2 separate regions of the Homo sapiens genome follow, and region 1 is linked to region 2. A link is an interaction called in ENCODE POLR2A ChIA-PET data of the cell type or tissue named here. Cell type or tissue: K562. All regions are shown on one strand. Links, peaks and the distances in the headings refer to the core of each region. The heading gives the core; the rest is flanking DNA.

Region 1 (4,399 bases), core at 221-4,220, 76 kb before region 2:
AGTGGCTTATGCCTGTAATCCCAACACTTTGGGAGGCCAAGGCAGGTGGATCACTTGAGGTCAGGAGTTCGAGACCAGCCTGACCAACATGGTGAAACCCCATCTCTACTAAAAACACAAAAATTAGCCAGGCATGGTGGTGGGCACCTGTAATCCCAACTTCTCAGGAGGCTGAGACAGGAGAATCGCTTGAACTCAGGAGGGGGAGGTTGCAGTGAGCTGAGATTACAACACTGCACTCCAGCCTTGGCCACACAGCAAGACTCCATCTTAAAAAAACAAAACAAACAAACAAAACTAGGTAACACACTGGGTGCAGTGGTTCACACCTGTACTTCCAGCACTTTGGGAGGCCGAGGCCAGAGGATCACTTGACCCCAAGAGTTCAAGGCCAGACTGGGCAACATAACAATAAATCCCATCTCTACAAAAATTTAAAAATGAATCAGCCAGGTGCAGCGCACATCTGTAGTCTCAGCTACTCCAGAGGCTGAGGCAGGAGGATCACTTGAGCCTAGCAGTTCAAGTCCAGCCTGGGCAACAAAGAGTAAATCCCATCTCTAAAAACAAAACAAAACAAAAATACTAGATAGTGAGAATTTGGGTGAGCACTGAATTATTCTTCCAATTTTTCTATATGTTTGAAATTTGGAAAACAAATGTCTTAAGAGTTGCTGAAGAGCTAAATGGTACCTGAATACCACTTTCCCCTATCAGTGGTTTTTATTTAGCCTTTTGTGGGTCCTTTGAGAATATGATAAAAGCCATGAATTAAATCCCCCTAGAAATTTTCAACTATGCACAAACATAAGGATTTACCAAGAACTTTAGGGAGCTGACAGGCATTTAACAATCTTCACTCTGATCTATCCAACTCCACCCCCTCTCCACTCCCTCCCTCAAAAATAATTATGACAACAACAACAACAAAAACACAACTACAAAAAGTGGCCTTGGGTTGGGCATGATGGCTCATGACTATAATCCCAGCACTTTGGTAGGCTGGGGTGAGAGGATCACTTGAGGCTAGGAGTTCCAGACCAGCCTGGGCAATATGGCGAGACCCCCATCTCTACGAAAAAAAATTTAAAAATTAGCCAGGAGTGGTGGTGCATGCCTGTGGTCTCAGCTAGTTGGGAGGCTGAGGCAGGACTGCTTAAGCTCAGGAGTTTGAAGCTGCAGTGAGCTATGATGGCACCACCTTACTTCAGCTGGGGTGTCAGAGTGAGACCCTGTCTGTATTAAAAAATAAAAATAGGCCAGGCACAGTGGCTCATGCCTGTAATCCCAGCAGTTTGGGAGGCCAAGGTGGGCCGATCGTTTGAGCCCAGGAGTTCAAGACAAGCCTGGGCAACATGGCAAAACCCCATTTCTACAAAAAGCACAAGAATTAGCCACGTGTGGTGGTGTGCGCCTATACTCTTGGCCAGTTGGGAGGTTGAGGTGAGAGGACTGCTTGACACCAGGAGTTCAAGGTTGCAGTGAACCATGATTGTGCCACTGCACTCCAGCCTGGGTGAGAGTGTGACACTATCTCAAAAATAATTAATTAACTAAAATATTTTTTAAAATGTGGCCTAAGCTATGAGGTAAAACTTGACTATATGAGAGAATGTTCTGTGGTTAACTCCCTTGCAGTAAGAGGTTTTGCCCACCCTTAGGTTAGAGAAAATGAGTAAAAGTGTAGCTCAGAGGTCTCGTGGGATAGAGGCCAAAGGAATCAGATGGACAGGAGACTCCTACATCCTAGAAACAAGGCTTCCCGTGATATCACTAGGAACATCTGACCCTGCTGTTCACACAATGGTGACAGAAAGATGCTGCTCCCACCCCTAGCAAATCATGCCTAGAGGTCACATTCTATCTGAATCTCATCTCCGTCCTCCTATAAGATCAGCAGCAGATGCTTAACTGAGAACCTACCACAGGTCAGGCACTGTGCTGAGTGCCTAGTAATCACTCCATCCTTAGAACAACCCTAAGAGGTAGACACTATTATCATCACCACTTTACAGATGAGGAAATGAGGAAACTGAGGCAAAGAGTTAGGGTATTCACCAAGGTCACGGTGCTAATAACTGATGGGGATATGACTGAAACCCAGGCATTTGGGCTCCAGAGCCCATGTTCTTTCCATATTAGACCATTCCATTTCTATTTAAATTGTTTTTAGTTTATTTTTTATTGTTTTATTTTATTTTCGAGACAAGGTCTTGTTCTGTTGCCCAGGCTGGAGTTACAGTGGTACTGCAACCATAGCTCACTGCAGTCTCAAACTCCTGGGTCCAAGTAATTCTCCTGCCTCAGCCTTCCAAGAAGCCGGAACTACAGGCACATACCACCATACTCAGCTAATTTTCTGTAGAGGTAGTGTCTTGCTATATTGCCCAGGCTGGTCTGGAACTTCTAGCCTCAAGCAATCCTTCTGCCTCAGACTCCCAAAGTGTTGGGATTACAGACATGAGCCATCACGCCCAAACTTTTTTTTATTTTATAGAGATGGGAGTCTCACTATGTTGCCCAGTCTGGTCTTAAACTCCTGGGCTCAAGCAGTTGACCCACATCAGCCTCCCAGAGCATTTCTATTTTTTAAAAATATGGTTCTTACAAACAACTCTGAAAAACAGGCACAGAAAATGAATCCCTGGCCACACAGTGAGTCAGTGGAGCAGCCAGGATATTTATGTTATTATTATTATTTGCAGCCTGTTAGAAGCAAAAGGATGTTTTTAAAACCCTAACAAAATCCTCTGTGACTGCTGATCACTCCTCCACTAAAAAAGAAGAAAGAGGCTGGGTGAAGTTCCTGGAGTAAGGGACAGAGACCTTGTCCCCATTTCGCTATGGTCTGGGACTCTGCAGAACTCGGAACAGTCTAGCGGGAAGTATGAAGCTCCAATGGAGGCTGAGAAGGCAGGCCCAGCAGCAGACGAGGAGAAAGAACCAGAGGCCCTGACAGGACCCCAGTACCTACACAACTAACAGGAAGAAGACCAGAGAACCTCCAAAAACAGCCAGGCTTTGAAGTAGCTGGGGATCCTTTTCTGAAGGAATAAAAGAAGACCCGTGGAGAGCTCTCAGTGAGGGCACGTCCAGGGATCACAGCCACCGAGGGGAAAAAGAAAAGAAAGGAGTTACCAGATTACAAGTGGGAAACAGTGCCCCTGAGTTGCTGTGAAATCTGGGCTTGGTTTTTGTTTTTTGTTTTTTTAAATTGTCTTGCTCTGTCAGGCAGGCTGGAGTGCAGTGGTACTATCATAGCTCAATGAAGCTTCAAACTCCAAGTGATCCTCCCACCTCAGCCTCTTGTGTGGCTAGGACTACAGCTGTGTGCCACCATGCCCAGCTATTTTTTTTTTTTTTTTTTTTTGAGACGGAGTCTCGCTCTGTTACCCAGGCTGGAGTGCAATGGCGCCATCTCGGCTTACTGCAACCTCCACCTCCTGGGTTCAAGCAATTCTCCTGCCTAAGCCTCCCAAGTAGCTGGGACTACAGGTGCATGCAGCCATACCCAGCTAATTTTTGTATTTTTAGTAGAGATGGGGTTTTGCCATGTTGGCTAGGCTGATCTCGAACTCCTTTTTTTTTTTTTTTTTTTTTTTGAGACGGAGTCTCGCTCTGTTACCCAGGCTGGAGTGCAGTGGTGCCATCTCAGCTCACTGCAAGCTCCACCCCCCCGGGTTCACGCCATTCTCCTGCCTCAGCCTCCTGAGCAGCTGGGACTACAGGCACCCGCCACCACGCCTGGCTAATTGTTTGTATTTTTAGTGGAGACGGGGATTCACCGTGTTAGCCAGGATGGTCTTGATCTCCTGATCTCGTGATCCACCCGCCTCGGCCTCCCAAAGTGCGGGGATTACAGGCGTGAGCCACTGCGCCAGGCCCTGGTCCCGAACCCTTGACTTCGTGATCCACCCGCCTTGGCCTCCCAAAGTGCTGGGATTACAGGCGTGAGCTACCATGCCTGGCCCCAGCTAATTTTTATTTTTATTTTGTAGAGACAGGGGTCTTGCTATGGTGCCCAGGCTGGTCTCGAACTCCTGGCCTCCAGCTATCCTCCCACCTCGGCATCCCAAAGCGCTGGGATTACAGGCATGAGTCACCATGCCCAGCCTAGGCTTGGCTTTTTTCATGTGTAAAATGGGGTTAATATCACTTGCTACGTCTAGCTCAGAGCTGTCATAAGGATTCGAGTTATTTCCCAAACAGGGAAGGAAGATGCTCAGGTGAAAATATTGTTTACAATAGGCCAAGACCTGTACTAAGAACTTAACAAGCATTAGAACGACAAACTCTGCATGTTCTCACTTTTTTGTGGGAGCTAAAAATTAAAACCACTGAATTCATGGAAACCGACAGTAGAATGATGAATACCAGAGGCTGGGAAGGGTAGTGGGAG
Region 2 (4,399 bases), core at 249-4,248:
AGTATATATTTCCTTTTTGTATAATTTTTCTTTTCCCTAGAGCATAAAACTCTGGTTAATATATTCAGTCAGGTACTCTATCAGTTGTTTGTTTTAAGTTGTCTGTTTCTTGAGACATTATCTACTGGAACTCTTCCTGGGAATTCTGTTTCCCTCACCTATACTAACACCCCCGTTTCCTGAACCCCACGTAGTCCTCTTTCTTATTTATTCACTTGTTCTGGTAGAAAGTGTCTTTTAGGCTGGGCATGGTGGCTCACACCTGTAATCTCAGCACTTTGGGAGCCTGAGGCGGGTGGATCACCTGAGGTCAGGGGTTCGAGACCAGCCTGGCCAACATGGTGAAACCCCGTCTCTACTAAAAATGCAAAAAATTAGCCCAGCGTGGTGGCAGACACCTGTAATTCCAGCTACCCGAGGTGCTGAGGCAGAAGAATCACTTGAACCTGGGAGGCGGAGGTTGCGGTGAGCAGACACCGTACCACTGCACTCAGCCTGGGCAAGAAGAACGAGATTCCATCTCAAACAAATAAAAATGTGTCTTCTAGTAGAGCCTCATAAGAAGGGGTCTATGTACAATGTCTGAAAATGTCTTTACTACCCTCAAGCTTAGATAATAATTTAGTTGGTTAAAAAATTCAAAGTTTAGACTTTTTTCCTGTCAAAATTTTGAAAGTATTGCTCCATTGTCTTCTAGTTCTTTTGTTTTTAGAGATGGGGTCTTACTCTGTCCCCCAGGCTGGACTTGAATTCCTGAGCTCAAGCAATCCTCCTGCCTCAGTCTCCTGAGTAGTTGAGACTATAGGCATGCTAGTGTGCACCTGGCTATGTTTAAAAATATATATATGTATATATATACACACATATATATGTATATATGTATATATACACACACATATACATATATACGTATATATGTATATATACACACACATATACATATATACGTATATATGTATATATACACACACATATACATATATACGTATATATGTATATATACACACACATATACATATATACGTATATATGTATATATACACACATATACATATATACGTATATATGTATATATATACACACATATACATATATATGTATATATGTATATATGTATATATATACATATATATGTATATATGTATATATATACATATATATGTATATATGTATATATATACATATATATATATTTGTACAGACAGGTCCTGCTTTGTTGCTCAGGCTGTTCTCAAACTCCTGGCTTCAAGCAATCCTCCCACCTCAGCCTCTCAAAGAGCTGGGATTACAGGCGTGAGTCACCACACCTGGCCTAGTTTGTTGTTATTGAGAAATCCAATGCTATTTTGAATCCTAACTCTAAGTATGTAACTGTGCTCTCTAGAAGCCTTTAGGATTTTCTCTGTATTCTTGTAGTTCTAAAATTTCACAGTATTGTATCTTGGTATTGGTTTTCTTTTATTGTGCTGTATCAATCTACAGACATTATTTCAGTTCTGGAAAAATCTCTTTACACCATTTAATCCTTGATAATTTCCTCCCTCCTATTGTAATTTTTTCTCCTCAGAAATTTCTATTAGTCAGGTGTTAGATTTCTTGGAATAATCCTCTAATTTTCTTATTGTTCTTCCTCACTTTCCATCTCTTTCATTTGGTCTATCAGTGAGGAAACTTCTTCAACCCTATCTTACAATCTTTCTGTGTTGTAGGTTTTTATACTGGCTATCATATTTTTAATTTCCTAGAGTTCTTGTTTTCAAAAGCTTCCTTTTTAAAAGAATCCTGTTCATCTTTCATGAATGCAATATTTTCTCAAATCTCTCCTGAGACAGTATATAGTTACAACTTTTTTTCTTCTTTATCTCTCTGCTTTTACTGTTTCCTGAGATATTTTCTCTTCCAATTGTTTTGATCTCTGTCTTCTATGTTAGAGGTTTTCTTTAAATGTCTGGTGACACTTGGCTAGGGGGTAGGCTTGTTGATTTGTGGGCTTCACATTAGGGTGATCAGGCAAGAATCGGCCATTTGATTGAGGACCCCTAGAAGTATTCAGTATCTTCAGGACTTTTTCTCTGGAGTTAATTTTATCAGAGCACGATCTTCCAGTCTCTTGCAGGGAAATATCTGTCGGCCTACAGATATTCTGGAAACTGGGTCTAAGAGGTGGATGGTTCTACCATGCACTACTGATAACTCTTATCTTAAAGCCCTTCTTTTCAGTTTTGTTCCATATTGCACCCTTTCTCCTATGCTTGGTGTGCCTGATTCGGAGCCTCTGGTTCAGTATCTAAGACTAAACTTCCTATCTCCTGAGAGAGTGGGGGAGGGGGTGCAGGCATCTAATTGCCTTTCATACAGACTTCCAAGTAATCTTCCTGTTTTCAGTATTTGGTGTCTCCAATTCTGGAACAATTCCAGGGTTCTACACTAGAAATCCTCTTCCTTCTCAGTTTCTCCCCCGGGAGGCACTTTCAGTTCCTCTGGCCCACTAAGTCTTCCACACATGCTCTCTGGCTTTAATATTCCATTGATTTCTCATTTGCTGATATGTCTTTCCCCTCTTACTACTATTTTAATGGGGTTATGGAGGGGAATGAAAGTTAAGTATGTGTTCAACTGGCTGTGTTTAACTGCTGTGCATTTATTTTTCATCTAGAAAATAAACAGAAGACAAAAGAACAAGCTGTATGTGCACCAACAGAGTGACCTGGTTTCAAAAAAAAACCAGCTACAGAGAAGATAGGCCTATCTTGGGATATGTTAGCCTGATTACATTTGAGTTCTGTATTCAGCTAAGGGGAACAACAAATTGGACCTTGTCTAGATGAGGAAGACCAAGATGGGCAAGAGTCTGAAAGCTACATCTTATAAGGAATAGCTAAAGGATAGTCTGGAAAAGGTAATTTAGGAGGAACCTGATAGTTGTTGTCAAATCCTAGAAGGGCTATCACATGGATTAGGGCAGATCTAGAAAATTACAGGAAGGCAGATTTTCTTTTATCATAAAGAATAAGAGCTAAGTGCAGGGCGCGGTGGCTCATGCCTGTAATCCGAGCTCTCAGGGAGGCAGAGGTGGGAGGATAGCTTGAGCCCAGGAGTTCGAGACCTGCATGGGCAATATAGCGAGACTCCGTTCTTCACAAAAAGGAAGAAAAAAAAAAAGACAAAAAACAAATAAGCGTAAGAATAAGAGCTAAGAACACTTAGCGGGGTCCTGGACTGGTTTCAAAACTATTAAGTGACTACTTAGAGGCCTTCCAATTCTACAATCCTGTGATACTACATTTTTGTGAAAAGCTTTTAAAAACCCAAACACTCTCATTTGTAATCTCAGTTTTTACATGTCTCATTTTTTGCTGGGCACAGTGGTTTATGCCTTTAATCCTAGCTCTTTGGGATGCTAAGGTGGGAAGGTTTCTTGAGGCAGGGATTTTTAAGACCAGCCTGGGCAACACAGCAAGACCTCATCTCTACAAAAAACTAGCCAGGCATGGTGGTGCATGCTTGGGAAGATGGTTTGAGTCCAGGAGTTCAAGGTTGCAGTGAGCTATAATTGTCACTGCACTCCAGCCTGGGCAACAGAGCAAGAGAATGTCTCGAAAAATAAAATAAAATAAAATGTCATTTTTTAAAAAAAGAGATGATCATTTATTGAGCTCCTTTTGTATGCCACTGACTATGCCAGGTACCCATTCTGCACATTTTCTCATTTCAGTCCTCACAGCAACCCTCTGCAGTAGGCAGCTACTGTGAATCATGTTCTATAGATGAGAAAACCAAGATTTGGAAGTTAAGTAGCTCACCCAATGTCAGGTAGCTATTATGTGAAGAGAAGGAATTATGCTTAGGTTGTTACTGGTGGAATTGGAGAGGGACCTAATAAATAGCATACCTTCTCTCAGCTTGAGTTCTCAGTCAATTGAGAAAAAAATTATAAATAAAAAACCTACACATGATAAAACTACATAGAATTAAATATACATATACACAGAATGAATAAAAGTAAAACTGAAGAAATCTGAATAAGATTGCAACTGAATATTCTAGTTGCAATATTGTACTTTCAGTTCCTCTGGCTTAATAGTTTTGCAAGATATTACCACTGGGAGAAACTGGGCAAAAGGAAAAAGTTGTGGGCATGGTGGTTCATGCCTGTAATCCTAGCACTTTGGGAGGCTGAGGTAGGAGGACTGCCTGGGTCCAGAAGTTTCAGACCAGTCTGGGCAATATGGCAAGACCATGTGTTTACAAAAAATAAAATAAAATGAATTAGCTGGGTGCAGTGGTATGCGTCTGTAGTCCCAGCTACTTAGGCAGCTGACACAGGAGGATTGCTTGAGCCTGAGAGTTGGGGGTTACAGGAAGTTATAATCACACCACTGCATTCCAGCCTGGGCAG

What was found. Peaks named below come from ENCODE experiments on the same cell type or tissue, not always from the same donor. Only the 100,000 strongest peaks of a DNase experiment are listed, where the experiment ranks them.
Region 1: POLR2A ChIA-PET joins it to region 2 with 8 read pairs; 7 of 35 experiments call an interaction of 5 or more read pairs at or near these places.

What each region holds. Positions count from the first base shown.
Region 1 is chr3:47,389,044-47,393,442 of GRCh38, reverse strand. The region is part of intron 1 of PTPN23 (protein tyrosine phosphatase non-receptor type 23); the gene reads right to left. Among named protein-coding and RNA genes, the nearest start is that of PTPN23-DT, 9.8 kb to the right of the region's middle. In K562, for the core only: no CTCF peak of the experiment used is centred there; no DNase peak of the experiment used is centred there.
Region 2 is chr3:47,313,255-47,317,653 of GRCh38, reverse strand. The region is part of intron 1 of KLHL18 (kelch like family member 18); the gene reads right to left. Among named protein-coding and RNA genes, the nearest start is that of KLHL18, 33 kb to the right of the region's middle. In K562, for the core only: no CTCF peak of the experiment used is centred there; a DNase peak (open chromatin) is centred at 2,233; H3K4me3 peaks cover 182 bases.